Linked DNA regions of Mus musculus: region 2 is linked to region 1. Evidence: chromatin loops called from intact Hi-C (ENCODE). Cell type or tissue: heart. All regions are shown on one strand. Each heading gives the region's core, and the rest is flanking DNA. Links, peaks and the distances in the headings are about the cores only. Region 1 holds the start of F2r (coagulation factor II (thrombin) receptor). Region 2 overlaps Iqgap2 (IQ motif containing GTPase activating protein 2).

The links. Peaks named below come from ENCODE experiments on the same cell type or tissue, not always from the same donor. Only the 100,000 strongest peaks of a DNase experiment are listed, where the experiment ranks them.
Region 2: it touches region 1 in a loop (3-fold over the local background); 5 of 42 quality-filtered maps call a loop at or near these places.

What each region holds. Positions count from the first base shown.
Region 1 is chr13:95,614,410-95,624,160 of GRCm38, reverse strand. It overlaps F2r (coagulation factor II (thrombin) receptor), which reads left to right and starts at 5,695. Exons shown (of 2, transcript NM_010169.4): 1 at 5,695-5,874. The coding sequence starts at 5,787. In heart, for the core only: no CTCF peak of the experiment used is centred there; DNase peaks (open chromatin) are centred at 5,640 and 7,496; H3K4me3 peaks cover 2,659 bases; H3K27ac peaks cover 3,509 bases.
Region 2 is chr13:95,662,773-95,672,523 of GRCm38, reverse strand. It overlaps Iqgap2 (IQ motif containing GTPase activating protein 2), which reads left to right. Exons shown (of 36, transcript NM_027711.1): 21 at 1,087-1,295; 22 at 4,007-4,156; 23 at 6,768-6,931; 24 at 8,237-8,461. It overlaps Gm33074 (a long non-coding RNA gene), which reads right to left and starts at 387. Exons shown (of 2, transcript XR_382776.3): 1 at 1-387. In heart, for the core only: a CTCF peak has its summit at 5,039; no DNase peak of the experiment used is centred there; H3K27ac peaks cover 608 bases.

The DNA of each region.
Region 1 (9,751 bases), core at 2,552-7,551:
TTGCTACTGTTATGAATCATAATGTAACTTTTTTCGGAGCTAGAAGTTTGCCAAGGGAGTCACGATCCACAGGTAGAAAACAGTCGCTCCAGAAGCTGTGTGCTTCCCACGCCTCAATTGAGTGCCTGGCAGTGCCTTAGAAATAGTAGGTGCAGAAAGGAGTCTGTAGATGAGGTGCGGAGGACAGTGAGCATCCCTTCCCATGTCCTCATGAATCCAATACTTCTTTACATGGACAGTTGGATGGATGGAGCGTCTACTGATGATCTCGTGCCAACCGAACATCCTTTCGATTTCCATATAAAACAGTGGGTATGGACTTAGTCAGCTGCCTTGTTTTCCTTATAATGTAAAAGCTCTACGCTAAAATACACTAGAGTTTATCCCTTTATACACAAACTGAAGTTTCTGTTTTAAGACGGAATCTCATGTAGCCCAGCTGACGTCAAAGTCACCATAGAACCTAAGTAGCTGAGGGTGGTCTTGAACTCCTGGTGGTCCTGCCCTTGCCTCTCAAGTGCTGGGATTACAAGTGTGCACCACAGTGACCCGATGAACAAAACATTTGTTTTGTTTTAAACACATACTAAATTTGGCCCTTGCTCAATAATTTGGCCTAGGCCATATAGGTGCTTACCACTGTCCTGGGGGCTAGTTAATGGAAATACTTGTTATTCCATCATGAGAGACACTATTTCTAAACCTAAAATACCAATACAAGTTTGTAACAACAAAAGACAAAAACAGGTCTCCTCCTAGCTAGTTTGGAATTTATTTAAACCTACTGTTTGCTTGGAGAATGAATGTGGAGGTCTTAGGCACACCAGGAAGTGCCTCTCCTTTCTTCCTGTGGTTTCATGGGACATGGACTCTCATATTACCACCACCAGCTGCTATAAAAGGAAATGACTAGGTGAATTCCTAGAATATTCTGTTATCTTTGGAGAGCTTTGAATAGAGCCATGGAAACAATACCCGAAACAGGTAGAGTTAGTGGCTAAAAGGAACAGTGCTCCTAACATCCAGAGATTAACATTTACACCGCGATGATGCCATGTTTGTTTTTAAACACTGGTGCAAACCATCAACAGGGGAGGATGGCTAATGACTCACACTGTTTGGTGCCAGGCAAGTTAAAATGGGGACTGTAAAAGCCCAGTGTATGCAAATCATCCCATTGGGAACGGCGCTGTAAAGCTGAGACTCCTTTGTAGGGAAGCCCTGGTGAGCTTGTCCATCATTCACAACGAATGAACATCCATTATAAAAGTGACAGAAAGGTTGGGCGTGAGTGGCAAAGAACTAAAGCTGAGGGACTTGGCGTCCTTTTCTCCGCACTTGCATTCCATTGGCCACAACTACTGAGAGATGATTTCAAGTCTCACAAAGGATGGTGTTTGATAATCCTCAAATATCAGGCAGTTAAATATAAAGGGTGTGGCACCCTCAGATCAGGCTCTCCTTAGAGATCTGAAACCAAACCACTTTTGTTCACTGAAGGATACATGAATGTGGAATATTAGTTTGTTTGATTTTGTTTCAGACAAGGGCTTACTATGTAGTAGCACAGGCTGGCCTAGAACCTACAACTCCCCTGCTTGTGTCTCTCTGGTGCTGAGACGGCAGGTGTGTGCCACCATGCCTGATTTGGAACCACAGTCCGTTTTTCTGGCTCTCTCTAAAGCTATGGTTGACAAAGTATGTTCACTGCCACCCACAGCCCACAAGTATCCCCAGCAACAGCAGCAGCAGCAGCGCCTCAGACCAACTGCATCAAAGTCTCTGGAGACACAGCCCAGCGCTGTGGGTTAAATCTTCCCGCTGACTTGGGTCCATCCATGCTAATGTCTGAATACCATGTCTTACTCTAAATATTTGTGTGGGAGCTCTCAGAGCTCATCCTCGCCCAGGGGCGTTTTCAGTACATTGGTCCAGGATGGAGTCCAGAGATCCACATTCGTACATGCTAAAAGTTACAATTGCTTCTGAAGGTACTTTCAAATTCCTTTCTAAGTGGTCTCATAATTCATAATCAGGGGCTGGCGAGATGGCTCAGTGCTTGAGAGCACTTGCTGTTCTTCCAGAGGACCCGGGGTTCAGTACCCAGCACCCACGTGGCAGCTCACAAACCATCTGTGGACCTCAGTCGCAGAGTTAGCTAAATATCCTCTCTGGCCCCTGCAGACACTGCATGAACACAAGTGTATAGACACACGTGCAGGAAAAACAACCGTACACATAAGATTTTAAAAAGAGAGCTCTAAAGAATATCCAGGAATCTTAGAGACTGCTAAGGAGAGGAGATATCTCATTCTGTCCCTTCCCTTTGCTGGCTGTGCTGCTGCCACATTCTGAGAGACACTTGAGGAAATATGTGGAGAATGCAATGGCTTCAATGTTTCAAGAGCCTTCTTTCTTCAGGGTACACTTTGTTCTAATATAGCAGCTCCCCAAAGCATCCTCTTAACACTTCTCACCATTTCTACCATCAATGTGTATGTGTGTGCACGTGTGTGTGTGTGTGTGTGTGTGTGTGTGTGTGTGTGTATGTGTGATCATGCATGTTCACATAGGTGTGTGAGTGCATGTGAAGGCCACTGAACAACCTCAAGTGTCATTCCTCAGGGACCACCCACCTTTTTTTGAGATAGGATCACCTTCTAGCCTGGAGTTCGCTGAGTAGGCTAGGCGGTTTGGCCAGGGAGTCCCAGGGATCCGCATGTCTCTGCTTGCCTCCCTAGTGCTGGAATTACACTTACGTACCACCCTAGCTTTCATACACAGTGGTTCGGGGGACGTCACTCGGGTACTCTTGCTTGTAAGCTCTCTCTCCAGCTCGTCCAATGTTTTTAAAGGGTAGGTAGACCTACATATGTTTATTTGTGTAATTATTGAATAATGTACAGAATCCTAACATTAATCATGAAGACCGCAGACAAAGGCAGAAGGCCACTTCTTGTTTTCTCAAGTTTTGCTCTCTACAGTTTAATTCATCAGTAGCCAAATATTAAATGAAATTTTCCAAAAATACAAGTTTTAATGCCATTTTAGGGAGGATGCTGAAAACTGACTCCAGGGGCTGGATAGACAGCTCGGGGGTTAAGAGCACTTGTTGCTCTTCGCAGAGGGCCTTGTTCAGTTCCCAATACCCACACAGTGGTTCACAACCATTTATAATTCCAGTTCCAGGGAATCCAGTGCCCTCTTCTGAACTCTGTGGTCACTAGGCATGCACGTGGTACAAACACATGCAAGGCAAAACACATTTAAAAAGCTTTTAAAGTTTTTCAAACTTACTCCACTCTAACCCAGGGTTTTAGGAATGAATGATTTTATTCAGTGTATCCACACGATATACACTACACCCTTGTTAATAATCATTTCAGTATGACGGTGTCTGTCCCAGTATCTCAGCTTCTGTGACTAATAAGCAACATTATATTCAGCAATGAACCGGAAGCACAAAAGAGTGATGCACAGAGGGTATCCTGACATGTGAAAGAACAGATTAACTCTGATGCTAAGGAGCAATGCGGCACGAGTTACAGGTAGAAAGCCCCCTGCAGACAGGGTTTAGCATCTCTAGCTTTCAGGCTTCAGAGTCTAGAAACATCTCTGTGGATGAAAAAAAAAAAAAGGTCTATGCTTTGTATCTTTGAACTGTCAAAAAAACTTGTCATGTGTTTTATCACTTTTATTTAAAATTCCAGTGTCCTTTTTTTCAAACTTTTTTTTGGGGGGTGGCGTTGAGATAGGGTTTCTCTGTGTATCCCTGGCTGTCCTGGAACTCACTCTGTAGACCAGGCTGGCCTCGAACTCAGAAATCCTCCTGCCTCTGCCTCCCAGGTGCTGGGATTAAAGGCGTGTGCCACCACTGCCTGGCTCAAACATTTTTTTTTTAAAGATCTTATTTTATAGATGTGAGTACACTGTCACCACCTTTAGATACTCCAGAAGAGGGCATCTGATCCCATTACAGATGGTTGTGAGCCAACCATGTGGTTGCTGGGATTTGAACTCAGGACCCTTGGAAGGGCAGTCAGTGCCCTTAACCACTGAGCCATCTCGCCAGCCCTGATTCTAGTGTCTTTACAATCAACTGAAGCATCTCTTACAAGCGTATTCCTTGGGTTAATTGCAGCAATTTTCTTTTTCTTGCCTGTGGTCCATAAAAGCGATGAACCTAAAACCCCCACAGCATTTCAGAGAGGTGAGAAAACGATACCATGTTATTATTGTGTGCAGACATGTGCTAATTGTCCCCACTTACCCTAAAATATGCTTTCTCAAAAGATTCCAGTGGGAAGGATTTTACATGGCATTGTCTAGCTGGGTGATTGCACAACTGACAGAGCAACTTAGGAAGATTGTGAGGCAGCTCTGAGGGTAAGGGGAGGAGATGGCCTCTGATCTTGTTTTCTGCATTGATCCAAATGTTGGGATTCCGCATTTTCTTAATTAGTGATTGATGGGGAAAGGTCCAGCCCATTGTAGGTGGTACTATCCCTGGGCTAATGGTCCTGAGCTCTGTAAGAAAGCAGGCTGAGCAAGCGTGAACAGCAAGCCAGTAAGCGGCACCCCTCCATGGCCTCTGCTTCAGCTCCTGCCTCCAGGGTCCTGCCTTGTTTTGAGTTCCTGTCCTGACTTCCTTTACCGATGAACACTTATATGGAAATATAATCCAAATAAACCCTTTCCTCTCCAACCTGCCTTTTTGTCGTGGTGTTTCATGGCAGCAATAGAAACCCTAAGACAATCACAGCACTTCAGAGCGCTAAGCTGTGAGCTGGCTCTTTCAGAAACTGGGTAGAGGACCAGGATTAATTTCCGGGGTGTCTTCCTCACTAGACTCTTTCTAAACAAAATAAGCTGGGGCTCCCTCTCGCTAGGCCTCAGCCATGACCCCCCCCCTTCTTTTGATATCTAACGCTGAAATGTAGTCAAGCACAAACCATAAGGACCTGGGAAGGACCCTTTAAAATTCCTCAGTGCTACCCCTCCTCTTCCCACCCAACATCTTTCTGGTGAGAAAGCCCTGGGCGTTGGGGCCTGTGGCTGAGGCTCTGGCTTGGGTCACCAGGGGAGGCAGAGTTCGGTAAGCAAGAGCTTGGTGAATCAGCGCCTGGATACCTGGTCCACTTCCACTCGTGTGTGGAAGATCAAAGGCTCAACGTGATCCATCTAAGCTCGCAAAATAAAAGAATTTCGAGAAATGTCAAGCACTCTGTCCACATATCTGGGGACACCCTTGTCACTGCAGGGGGGCGGGGGGGACGGGGGGACGGGGGACGGGGGACGGGGACGGACGGACAGAAGTCAGTAGCCAACTTTTAGCTAAACTCCAAACTTGTGTGCAGCCAGACGCCGGGGAGGAGAAGAGACTTGGAGCACCACCACGGGACTGTCCCCGTCTAGCTTCGCTTCCCTTGCTCCACGTCCCAGGAGAGTCATTGAAGCGGCCGCAGGCGCTCTCCGAAGACCCCGAGGGGCTGAGTCACTCCCAGGCTTGCAGCTCAACCACACCGGGTGGGACAAGGGGAGACTGGGGAGGAGCGAGCATCTGGTGCGGTCTGCCGCTTGGGTTCCGGAGCGAGGGGCTGCGGGCACGAGCGGAGACTGCGGGCACGCGCACAGCCCGCGGAGCCCCGCCCCACGCCCCTGAACCGCCTCCAAATACTCACCCAGGGGCCGCGCAGTCGCCTCTAGTCACCCGCAGGCTCCGACCGAGCTACTCAGAAAGAAGTAGGCGACGGCGGGCGCCGGGCCGCGCGGGCAGCCTTGGGACAATGGGGCCCCGGCGCTTGCTGATCGTCGCCCTCGGCCTCAGCCTGTGCGGTCCCTTGCTGTCTTCCCGCGTCCCTATGAGCCAGCCAGGTAAGAGCTGCGGGTGGGTGAGCATGGGGGAAGCTATCAGAAGTTTTAGGTTGCGCCAGCTCCGTGAGGGGGTGCTCCTGGCTGCAACCCTGCCTCAGTTTCCCCCAGGAGCCAAACAGTCATTTGGGCCGAGATCTAGAGGTTCCCCTAGTCACATCCATGTGGGGCGCACCATATCCTCCCCACTCCCCGCACGGCCGATGCTCTTTTGGACTCGGTTTTGGAGGGTGCAGTCCGCGGGCCACCGGGTGTTGGATCCGGAGAGGGGCCCGAGGGTCCGCGGAACGGTCTCCACAGTCGCTTTAATTGTCATTGTGTGGCCTGTTTTACAAGACCACCTTCAGAAAGAAAGGGTCTTGTGATTCTGGGCTTTCGGTGTGCAGTGGAACCACTCTCCTCAAGTTTTTGCTTTGATGGAAACTCGTTTTCTCGTTTGATTTACAAGGAGGGAAAAGCGATGTGAAAGAAAAAATTCACAGTCACACAATAAAGACCGGACAGCCCCCAGCTTGGCCTGGTACCCAGGAGGTGATGAAGGTTTCTGGTTGCAGGGAGTGGAGTAGGTCTTTGTTATCGGAAACCTGTTTCTCTGCATGGAGAAAAGGGACCCCTCTTCAGAATCAGGCGCACCTAGAAATTATCTAGTCTTAGTTTTTTTCAATGGAATTTCTCATCTGCCGCAAGGACATTCGTTACTTACAGTGTATTTTTAAATATCTGCCAGTTTGACCAAATAAATTAGTTTGGTCGACTTATTTCGTCAAATATTTTCTCTTTTCTCCAAAGCAGAGGCGTAGCCTGTAAAGTTCCCAATTGTTTCGACTTTCTTAGTAGGGACACCTTTAGCCGTTCCTTTCACGCTGAAGAAAATCTAGTGGGTTTTCTTCAGTTTTTGTTATCTCTGAAAGAATGTGCACTTCGGTGCTCCCACATGTAAGGATTAGGAGGTGACAAAGAGTGGGGTGTTTCCTGTTGTCTGTCTTTCTTCAGTGTGAGCTTGAGTGGTGCTCATGGGAAAACTCAGAGCCCCACAGAGGGCCCCCACGCCGAGCAGCAGCTAACCAGCCTGCCTGTGTTTGGGTAGCCGACCTTAGACCTTAATCATCAGCAGCCGTGAGGGGGAGGACGATCCAAAGTGTACATGGAGGTGCGAGCTCACATAACTTTAGGTTACTTCCTCGCTTTTATTTTGGGACAGGCCTTTTAAAATATAGACTATGAGATGTGGCCAGCACAGATCATAGGTATGATAAGGAGACATTTATCCCCTTTCTCTGATTCTAAAAATAAGGCCCAGAGAGATTGAGTGGCCTGCCTTGAGGGGGGGGGGGAGTTATAGGAGTGGTCCCCCTACATTGGGTACAGACAATAAGTGAACTCACAAACTCAGCCAAAAACAAATCTGCTTCTCCTTACCGCTGCATAAAGAGAGAATGGCTGTGGGTAACTGTGGCCAAGTGCCTTGGGATTTCAGAGACGGCCATCCTTATCTCTAGGCCAAGCCCAGTCCCTTGGCAAGAAGCAAGAGGTCCCTGTACAAGACGGGCCCCAGCCTTGCTCTACTTCCCCTGACATATTCCTCACTTCACCCAGTCTCTAATCGCTCCTCAAGAATGTTGCCCGCTCTGGGTTCTTCTCCCATGTCACTCCAGACCAGCCGGCTTTTCTCAACTTCGCATGTCCTCTTAACCGTGAACCGTGAACCGCTACTCTGTAGGAACCTCCCGCCCTAGCTGCTCCTGCCTGGGTCTGTCATGTGAACTTGCTCTTTTTAAAGCCCAGGACTTGCTTCTTTTCCAAAAATCTTCCTCCCATTCACCTTCCTCCCCACCCCGGGCCTCTTCGGTTCCTGCTGCCCTGGTGAACTGGAGCTTAGCTGGGTTCTAAGCAAAAGGACCGCAAAATAATGGGGTTCACCAGAAACCTGGGTGTCTGATGTTGCTACTCTCTTCGTTTGGAGCTCACATCTCTTTTGTTCCTTAGTAACTCTCTTTTATTCAGTTTTTTACTTCCTCTTGCTAGAACTGACAGAATAAATGGCTTTCCCTATAAGCCAGGTGTTTTTCCAGGATTCACTGCTCCCCACGTCCTGCCTTGCTGTAGTTCTCTACTAAACCCAGTAGAGTTAACAAGTTCATGGCTGGAGGAGGGGTTATGTGCAAGCCTGTGTCAGTAAGTTCCAGTGCTAGTGTGCGAGCACACACACACACACACACATACTAGGATAACAGTCATACATGGGTGCTGCGATGGGAACTTAGTCCCTCGGGCTTTTGTTGTAACAAGTGTTCTCTCTGAGCCATCTCTCCAGTCCTGTTTGTTTTTTGAAACAAGATTTGCTGTGCAGCACAGGCTGGCGTTAAACTCAAATCCTCCTGCCTCAGCCTCTCAGGTTCTAGAGATACAAGTAGGCACTACGATGCCGGAGTTTTGAGGTAAAGGGTTTATCCCTGCATCCTTATATCCTGCAAATCCCCTGTAACCTTGTGTGTGTTATTGGCTTTCAAAGGTAACTTTGCCGTCTTAAACTCATCTATGAGTTGCACATGGCAACAAGCAATTCTGTACAGCTTTAGGAAAAGACACTATAGAATATATATTTAAAGTTTGTGACAAGTTGCAAATTGGATTTTAGAGTATTACAGAAACATGGTTTCTGTTTTGTTTTGTTTCTGTCTGTCTGTCTGTTTTGCTAGCCAGCCATAAGTGAGAAATACATTTTACTTTGTGGCACAGTTGAAATATGCATAATAACATCCATGACACCCATGTGACTCCAGCCTCAAGGCGGCTAGACACCTCAGGCCCCTGTGAGCAACCGCACGCATGTGCACATACCACCCCTAAGACACATACATGTGCGCGCACACACAAAGCACACGCACACGCACACACACAATACACATAATTACAAATAAGTAAAAAGATTTTAAAAACTTGTGGCAACCCCTACAATTGGATTTCATAGCCATTGCTCAATCTCTGCTGGAATTTTAACCTAGCATAGCTGGGACAGTGATTCGTCCTAAGGAGCAAACTCAAGGCCTAGCCAGAAGAGCTGTGCTTTCTCAGAAGTGTCATTTATGAATCTCTATCTTGTTTAGGGTCCGTTATTTCAGTTCAGGCTCACTGACTGCAGAAAGGCTGGGGTAGCGGGACAGCTGAAGTCTGGGATGGACTGTGGACCCTGGGACACACTGATCCTGAGTTGGTCTTTGATGTCTTGCTGTTGATTAGAGCATAGACGGTGGCTTTCTGGGGACAGGAACCTTGGGGATGGTGACTCAGGGCAGAGAACAGACCACAGGGGTCACAGTGGCTTTCACGGAGGCCCATGAGCATCCTAACGCCACATCTGTCTCCTGCCTCCGGGCAAGAGTCTTACAGACTAGTGTGCATATCCCTGTGCTTTGGGAACGCTACAATAACTTCCTGTAGCAGGCCTGCCTGCAGCTCCTCCTGGCCTGTCTGAAAGCTCCAGGGTGTGCCAGAGAGGCAGCAGCCTCCAGGACATTCTGCCTTGAACTCTGCCTTACTGATTTGTTCTGCTGTTCTTAGGTAGGCCCCATCCAGAACATCCTATTAAAGGTTGCATTGGAGGGTCCCCAGAGGCTGAGTAGGTTCCCTACTGAGGGTCCAGGCGCTGCGTAGGTAAGAGGACTTGGTGTGCAAGCAGGAGGCTCTGAGTTGAATCACAAGCACCCAGCCCCAGCACTGGATGACAGAAGTGGGCAGATCTTGAAAGCTCTCTGGCCAGTTAGCCTGCCTAGACAAAATGGAGAGCTTCGTGTTCAGTGATAGAGCCTGCCTCAATGCAGCAAGGCTCAGAGCAATGGGCAAGACTCTTGCTGCTCTCCTCCAGCTTCTACATGCACAC
Region 2 (9,751 bases), core at 2,632-7,631, 48 kb before region 1:
GGAAAGATAGATGACTTCTGTGGTCCATGCTGCGTTCCTGGTATGTCAGTAGGTGTTGGCCAAACTGACCGGATCAAGCTGTAACCGGAAGGAAGAATGCCAGGGCCCTTGAAGAGGCATACTGTCCGATAGGTCACAGAAGCTAGACAGCACTCTGCCAATGACTGCTTCTAACTGGTCACCCCCCAGGGTTAGTTTCTACAGTTGATTCAAAGCTGATCTCATGACTCACGTGAAAGTGTCACAGTGTCAAAGAATGAAAACAGAAGCTTTTAGAATGTCCGCACAAGAATTCTCTCAAGACTGAGGCTGGGCTGGGCATGGTGGCGCATGCCTTTGCACTCAGGAGGCAGAGGAAGGAGGATTTCTGAGTTCGAGGCCAGCCTGGTCTACAAAGTGAGTTCCAGGACAGCCAGGGCTACACAGAGAAACCCTGTCTCAAAAAACCAAAAAAAAAAAAAAAAAAAAGACTGAGGCTGGCTTCTGGGTTCTCAGCAGCTCCCATTGGTCTGTGCTTAAAAGGACAATAACCAAATTTCAATTTCTAAGATCTTTGCCCTTCTGTCAAGTAGAGCATTCCCCCAGTCACCCTTGGGATGATTCCTGCTTGGCTCTTAGAGGCCCCTCTTCTTTGTCTTTCCTTGTTGGTTTTTGCCTAATTCTGGCTCCTTCCCAGAGATCCTTTGTGCTGAGAGAAACTGCTTCCTGCTCCTGGCAGCCAGAATTTTAATCTATCTGGTTCAGCCACCAGGTCTTAGAGCCAAGGTCTGCTGGTTAACTTTCTTTCCTCATCAATAAGACGTAGATAGTACTGTCTGTTCAGTGTCTGAGCCTGGTGACAGTCGGGGGAGGGCTGGCTAGTGAGAATTAGATAAATAGAACACAGTGGGGCCCAGGCATTATCAGTTTTGTGCATTTGTTTATGTGGCTTTGCTTATCTGGCTCTCACTGATGGAGAATGAGCCACACCACAGACTGCATATGTTGGTTGGCGTATTTTTGTAGTAATATTTTAATTGCAGAGCCAGCTGCTTATCCTGCTCATGATAATCCTGAATTGAAATATGCCTGCTCTTCTCCCCACAGTTGGCTCCGAAAACCCACCATTAACAGTAATCCGAAAGTTCGTGTACCTGTTGGACCAGAGTGACTTGGATTTCCAGGAGGAGCTGGAGGTAGCCAGGCTACGAGAAGAAGTAGTGACGAAGATCAGGGCCAATCAGCAGCTGGAGAAGGACTTGAACCTAATGGACATCAAGATTGGACTGCTGGTGAAGAACAGGATTACGCTGGAGGTCAGAGAGCAGTGAGCCCCTCCCTCAGCTCCCAGGAGAGAAGTGTGTGTGTGTGTGTGTGTGTGTGTGTGTGTGTGTGTGTGTGTGTGTGTGTGTGTGTGTGTGTATGTGTGTGTGTGCTCAGGAGGACTGGTTCAGGAAAGCGCTTTGGGAATTTTGCGTATATTGCCCAAGGTTTATCATTTTTTGTTATAAGTTACTCATTTTCATGCCCCTTGCCTATGACGTATTTGTAAATCTTTTTAACCACGCTGACAAGATTGGCATCCTTCAAGGTGGTACAGGTTCTGAAATGAAACTCTCATATGATAAAACCTATGCCCATACATACCTTTATAATAAAGCCAAGGCCTTTGTGTTAAGTATTTCACCGTTCTAATACGAAATATTAGGTATGAAATACATATGAAATGTACTAATAGGAAAGTACATCAGCCTGATGACAGCAGGCAGCACAGCAAGGCTGCCAGGGACTCGGGTCTTTTCCCAGAATCACTATTGACTGAGATAAGAAGGCTACAGATGATCCTGATACATTGAAGGGTGGAGCAGTCAGAGCCTCGTGTCCAAGTCCCTGCAAAATGCAGGACAAGTGTGGTCTGCTCCCAATGCACACAGCAGCTGCAACAATCCTAGACAATTTTGTGTATGGAAAAATACATTGTGCATATATGCAGAACACCTCGATTCCAGGCTCCAGTACTTACAAACACACCTATATGAATGAGCAGAAAGCCATTCAAAATTTCTACCTTCAAGATCATTCAATCATCCTACAAGAGCAGAACCTCTGTCATCCACCAGAAACCACAATGAATTAGTCAAGGAATTAGTAACTTTTCTTTCTGCTTTTGAAAATTTAGTTTTGGGGACAGGTTCCTCTTGGCTCACAGTTTGCGGGTACAGTCCATCGAGGCCATGACAGCTGCCGGGTGGGGCTGAGGCAGCAGGAGTGTGTGGCAGCTGCTCACTGCCTCCACATGCCGGAAGCAGAGAGGGGGAACGTGGGTGCTGGTCCGCTGGCCCCATTTTCTATTTTATTTCCTTTGAGGCCCCAGCCTCTGGGCTGGTGCCATCACACTGAAGATGGATCTTCCCTCCTTGTCTACATCTCCCTGCAAACACCCTCATTGACATGCCAGAGGAGTCCCCCTAGGCTGCCCCGAAGATTAACTACTTCAACCATGAATTCAGCCTGACGTCTATACTATGTAACCACTAAAAGGTGTCCTGGAAGACTAGGGACAAGGCGATGGCTTACAGTAGAACAGCAGAAAAGACACTACCTGAATAATATGACTTCTATCAGCAAAGGGAACTTTGTGAAGAAATTCAGGAAAAGAAAACTTTGACATGCTCCCTGAACAACAAGAACAAAATTAACGTTGAGCGTCTGTGCTTCTTAGCCATGTGTGTATCTTACATCTTATGCAGGAAGTGCCAGCTCTAGTCCTTTTTGTGCATTTCAGTTCTGAGTCTTTCTAGTTTTTGGTTGCAAGAGCATCTAAGCCGGGCGGTGGTGGCACACGCCTTTAATCCCAGCACTCGGGAGGCAGAGGCAGGTGGATTTCTGAGTTCCAGGCCAGCCAGGGATACACAGAGAAACCCTGTCTTGAAAAGAAAAGAAAAAGGAAAGGAAAAAGAAAAAGAAGAAGAAAGAAAAGGAAAAAGAAAAAGAGCATGTTTCTCTAATCTGCAGGCATTTTCTCTCATCCTGGAAAGTCATGAAACTTTTTAGCTTTGATGATGGCTGATTTTGTTGTTCCTTTTGTAACTTATATTGTATTATAGTGGAGAATCCGTTGTTCAGTCCAAAGTCAAAATTGCTGGCTAGTTTTCCTTTCTCGGGGTTGGTCATTTCTGCTCCTGTGTGTGTTTCTGTTTTGAGGTTCTTGTGCTGTGAGGTAGGGGGTCTGACTCTTTCCTGGAGGATGTAAGTATCTAGCTGTTCCACCATCATGTTTTTAAAAAGAGTACTCTTTCTTCATTTAATTTTCTGATGCCTGCATTAAATCCTGAGAGCAAACAAGTACAGCTTTGGATAAAGCCTATGGCAAAGCCTGAACTCATCTACCAGGGGCACTTCTTCAATTTAATTTAATTTCAAGGTCCCCTCTTCCTTTGTTTCCAGGGGAAGGAAACAGAAAATGCACGTTGTGGTGGGTCTTGGTTTGGTTTTTATTGCTGTGAAGAGACGCCATGACTAAGGCAACTCTTATTTTAAAGAAAAAGAAATTTTTTTTTAATTGGGCTGGCTTACAGTTTCAGAGGTCCAGTCCATTTCATCATGGCAGAAAGCATGGCAGCATGCAGGCAGACGTGGTGCTGGAGGAGCCGAGAGTTCTACATCTTGATCCACTGGCAACAGAAAAATGTGTTCCACACTGGGCAGGGCTTGAGTATATGAGACCTCATTGCCCACTCCCACAGTGACACACTTCCTCCAGCAAGACTACACTGACTCCAAGAAGGCCACACCTCCTAATAGTGCCATTCCCTATGGGCCAAGCATTCAAACACTTGAGGTCTATGGGGGCCATCCTATTCAAACCCAAGGAGGTTGTGGGGGGGAGAGGCAGAGACAGAGACAGAATGTGTGTGTGTGTGTGTGTGTGTGTGTGTGTGTGTGTGTGTGTGTGTGTGTGTGTGTGTGTAGGAAAATGATAAAGTGTACCAAGGTAAAAATAACGATGTCATAAAATTCTTCACAGGATGTAATCTCACACAGAAAAAAGCTGAATAAGAAAAAAGGTGGTGAAATAGAAATACTGAATAACACTGACAACAAGGGAATTAAAAGCTTGAGTAAGGAGAGACGGAAAACACTGGAGACCTACCAGCAACTGTTCTACCTCCTCCAGGTGAGCGAGCTTCTCCTCCACTCTGGCTTGTGGATAAACAACAAGCTTCCCACTATGGATCCTCGCCCATGCTCCAGCCAACAGCTTAGTTACATGCTCTATGTGAACATCATAATAACAGCTTTGTATAACATTTATAATAATAGCTTAGGAAATGCTTTACTAAGTACTAACCGTTAACGTTAGGTGCTTTATGTAGAGTAACTCATTGAATTCTTGACCTAGCCCTGAGCATCAGGATAAGGAATGGCATTCTTCCCATACTGCAGATGAAAAACCTCAGACCCAACCAATAAACAGTAGGCAGCATGCAGGCAGTTAGCCTTCAGGCTCGCTCCCTTCACAACTGCACTGTACCTCAGTGATGTGCAGAAGCAACGTGAAGTTCATCATGATGACCTCAGCATGCCATTAAAGGTTTCATGTCAACCGATGACAAAACTAGTCACTAGAAAAGCAAATCTGTGCCAGGGACAGACCTCCTCCTTTGGGAGCCAGAGCCAGAGAGGTGGGACTATTTTGACGTCATTATTTTCATGGCATTATTTTCTGAGCCGAATGAGTCATAATTTGACATGGCATCCAGGGTACCGGATTATGGTTGGACTTTGATGGGCTGGCTATTGGTTTGTTCCCTGTTGACAATCTGATTACACACTGAGGGACCTGGGCAAGTACAAGCCATTAGCAGCAGACTCCACACCAGCAGGAAAACCACCCACCCTCAAAGAGGTGGGCCAGTAGTAGTTCATTGTGTGGCTCCAGGCCTGCAGGTGCCTGAACCTTTGTTGTTCCCTGGATCGGATACTTAGAAGAACTCACTGCATGCAAGAGCCCCACGGAAAGTACTAAATAACAGATTGGAGAATGACTTCAAATGGATATATGTGCCTCTGATGGCCACTATGTGGCAGCATAGGAGGAAAAATATCCGTGCTTTTACCTTTGCCTGTGCAATTCACTCCTGACCTGCAACCTTTCCCTAAAGGAAGAGCCCCTCCCCACTCCCCGCTCCCTGCTCCCCGCCCCCTGCCCCCCCCCCGCCCCCACCGCCACCTCCACTGTGGCCACCTTAAGCAGAGATGCTTTGCTTATCCAATTTAGAGTAGTGGTCAAGCCGTGGCTGAGTGTTTAAGTCGGAGGAACTCCTCAGCTGCTTGTAGTCCAGGCCTTTACCTCTCCTTGAGTCCAAGGCCAGTGATGAAATGGTAGGAAAGAAAATGGCCTGGATTCCTGTCGCCCTATGATCACACGTTAGTCGGGACTCTTCTCCACAGCTGTCCAGCCAGGAGAGGACGTGCTTAGGTCTGTGTCTCTAGCACGAGCTACACGGGGAAATAAATTCTTTTAAAACCATGATACCTACATTTAGTTATCAGTAGAAAAGAGGCTAGCAGTCTAGGAAAACATTGTCCTGGGCTGGAGAGATGGCTCAGTGGCCAAGAGCACTGCAGATGACCCAGGTTTGGCTCCCAGCATCCACTTGAGTTGGCGTCTGTAATTCTAGTTCTGGGGTATGTGTAACTCCAGTTCTGGGGTATCTGACACCCTCTCGTGGTCTCCAACACCTGCACATAAAGTGCACATGCAGGCAAGCAGACGCACACATTTAAAAAAAAAGTTTTTAAATTAAAAAGAAAATAGAGTCCAGGGTATTTTATGCACAGAACTTTATCCCAACACTCTGATCTCAAAACTAGAGTAGCAACAGAAACCAGGATCTGGTTTTTCTTGGAAACCTTCAGGCCACGCAGCTAGGGCATCCTGAGTGAGTCTTAGCTGCCAAGCATACTAACATTGACCATTGTCTTTTCTCACGAGCAGTGAGAAGAAGAGTGGCCCATCTTTCTGTGTGAATTCCTCTCTCTCTGTATACACTATATTTTCTCCTTTAACTTTGGTCCAGCCGGCAAAGCTGCCAGAGGAAGACGCTTAGACCAAAGGCTGGCTCTAATTTCACTCTCTTCTCTGGAACTCTGTTGTCTTTAAATTCCTGTCAATTTCTTGAACTCCTTTTATTCTTGGGGGGGGGGGCTGGGGGCAGGTGGGTCCTTGTTTTGACTCATGTTCTTTCTGGAATTTCTCTTGTTGGCTATTCTGACCCCACCCCCACCCTCCCCAGCCTTATTCTTTCTCCCTCTTTGGAGAATGTCATGGCGGGCTGGCTCACTGTCTCCATGTGTAAGCAGGGCCTTTTCTTTCTCCTTCTAGGCACAGATGGTGTGTATTTCCTTCTGTTTACCTGTCAATCTTTCTAGGCCAGCTTGGCTACTTCAGTCTGTTCCTTTCTCCTCAGTTCAGATTCTATGGGCCCACCTCCTCTTCTGTGTCTCTCTAATAAACATTATATGTCGTTAAAAGTACAAAAATGTATAAAAGACGACTATAGCAAACAAACCATGTAATAAGCAGCACTAACATGTTATAATGTTTCAATGTAGCTTCCTAAACTGTCATTGTATAATATTAGCTGATCTCTGCCAGAGGCTGTGTGCTAGGACCCATCTGTTCCTCACGACACATTCAGTCACGGGAGAGCCGAGAATCAGATGCCACGCTCTGCTTTCGTAGACATCAGCCTCTAGCTGACGGCTCCCACCTTCTCTTGTAGACCAAACCTTCATACCTGGCTAAGCTGATTTTCCAGATGCCACAGAACAAGTCGACGAAATTCATGGACACGGTTATCTTCACTCTATACAATTACGCCTCTAACCAGAGGGAAGAATACCTGTTGCTCAAGCTCTTCAAAACTGCGCTGGAGGAAGAAATCAAGTAGGTATAAAGCCCACGAGAAAGCACCAAGGCAGGTGCTCATGATAGCGGTGGGCTAGCTCAGGCTGACACACATAACTTTAAGAATTCCATTCAAAATACTGTCGAAATGCATCAAGGTCTGTCAGACTGAAGTGGAATTTTGATTGATAGTTGAATTTCAAGTTTTTTGGAGCTATTGTTAGCTGCAGATTTCTCCTACCAGAGATCCAACCGAATCAGCTTTGATTGTCTCCGCCTCCCACAAGTGAAAACTTATGGAAAGTTAATGAGAGGCATTACTTTCTAATTCTGAGTAGCAGCATCTTCAGCAAGTAGGGCAGAGGTTGCGATCTCTGCTGAACAGTTAGTCTTAGACAGAGGAGGTCTTCAGAGTCAGGCAGCTCAGCTATGGGATGCAGCCAGATGCCACATGGCAGTGACCTTAAAGGGCATCTGAAGACATTGAGGCAATTTGTTCACCCAAGAAAAACTTCAAAATGAGGTGAACCAGAGGGACAGGGTCGCCCATGGTGAGCAGAGGGACAGTGCTGCCCATGGTGGGCAGAGGGACAGTGCCACCCATGGTGAGCAGAAGGACAGTCGCCTGTGGTGAGCAGAGGGACAGGGCTGCCCGGGGTGAGCAGAAGGACAGGGTCACCCACTATCTTAGTCGTCGTCCATTTGCAGCTTGTTCCTCCCTGTAGGATGAGACTGAAGCTGTAGCTTAATTTTCCAGGCCTTGAGTTGCTTGGGTAAGAAGTGCACATCTTATAAGTGGCAGCTTATGTTGCAACCGTATTAATTCTGTTTCATATGAAGAAAAATAAAACTCCATGTACTGGCTAGTTTTGTGTTAACTTGACACAGGCTGGAGTTATCACAGAGAAAGGAGCTTCAGTTGGGGAAATGCCTCCATGAGATCCAGCTGTAAGGCATTTTCTCAATTAGTGATCAAGGGGAAGGTCCCCTTGTGGGTGGTGCCATCTCTGGGCTGGTAGTCTTGGGTTCTATAAGAGAGCAGGCTGAGCAAGCCAGGGGAAGCAAGCCAGTAAAGAACATCCCTCCATGGCCTCTGTATCAGCTCCTGCTTTCTGACCTACTTGAGTTCCAGTCCTGACTTCCCTTGGTGATGAACAGCAATGTGGAAGTGTAAGGTGAATAAACCCTTTCCTCCCCAACTGCTTCTTGGTCATGATGTTTGTGCAGGAATAGAAACCCTGATTAAGACACTTAACAAAGCTCTTAGGTGCCTTGGATAGTCTATCTTGTTTAAACCTCTCTCCAAAGAAGTCAACCATCTTGTTTTGACTTGGGCTTTCCCAGATCAAAGGTGGACCAGGTACAAGACATAGTGACAGGCAACCCTACAGTCATCAAGATGGTTGTCAGCTTCAACAGAGGCGCCCGGGGACAGAACACCCTGCGCCAGCTCCTGGCACCAGTGGTGAAAGAGATCATTGAGGACAAGGCCCTGGTCATTAACACCAACCCTGTGGAGGTGTACAAGGCTTGGGTGAACCAACTGGAAACGCAGACTGGAGAAGCCAGGTAACAGGGGCAGTGGGGTGACTGGCTTTGTCATGCTTTGCAATCATTAATTTTTAAAGATTTTTGGTTGTTTGTTTTGTTTTAAGTTTGTATGTTTTTTTACCCTTCATTGTATGTTTATACCTGGTGCCCAGAGAGGTCAGAACAGGACAGCAGGTCCCCTCAGATATGTGCTATAGATGGTTGTAGCCCTCAATATGGGTGCTTGGAATTGAACCTGGGTCCTTTGCAAGAGAAACTAGTTCTTTTAACCTCTGAGCCATCTCTGCAACCCCTTGTGTTCATGTGTACACGTCTTAAGCCCTGTTAAGGGGAAAAAAAGAAAGTTACTATCAAAAGTAATTTTTTAATCTGAAATGTAATCTTCCCTTAACAAACCTATGCTGTTCAAGTTCCTAGATGTGTGTGTGTGTGTGCGCGTGCATGTGCGTGCGTGTGCGTGCGTGTGCGTGCGTGTGCGCGCAGTCATGATATACCTTTTCTACTCTCCTTTTTGGAAACAGGATGTCTCACTGGCCTGGAATTCACAATTCAGTGAGGCTGGCAGGTCAGTGAGCTCCAGGCATCCCACCTGCCCCCTTCACCTCAGAGCTGGGATTTACAAGTGTTCACCAGCATCCCTGGCCTCGCTTTCCAGGAGACCTCCATCCTGGTCTCAGGCACTATCACGCATGTCCCCACCCTCGTGCATCAGCACTTTGCTGGCTGAGTGAGATCCCAGCATCCTCTTCATAAGTCAATGGTATTTTCACATCTCAGAAGCAGCTGCTCCCTGTCGTCTCAGCTCTGAGAACTCCATTCCTTGTTTATTCTTTGTGCTTCTAATGCTAGACCAAAAATCCTTTGTCAGTTCCTCCTCAGTAGCTGGAAGCAGCCTGGTGCAGGTGGGCTCGGCCTCTTCTGGAGGAGTTTGTGATCTAAGAGCGCAAGCTTTTGTTTCCCTACAAGGGGACATAAGTGAGAAACACAGAGAGTTATGTAGGTGGCTGTCATAGCACTGTTTGTCAGAGTGAGAAGTCATGGAACTCAAAATATTTACTTTGGGGTTTACTTAGTAAATGCATTCATACCACATAATGGAGTAAGTCCCTGTTAGAGGGACAGTGCAGAGTTGTATTTACCGACACTGCTGATATGGTCATGTTATACCTTTCTTTTATACTCCAGTCCAATAACCCATTTTTTAAAAAGATCAGTTATGTATATGCATATACCTAGGATTTTGAGGGTCTCGGATGTACATATTTCCATTGTACCCATGAGTGTGTGAGGCTTATACACCTATACACA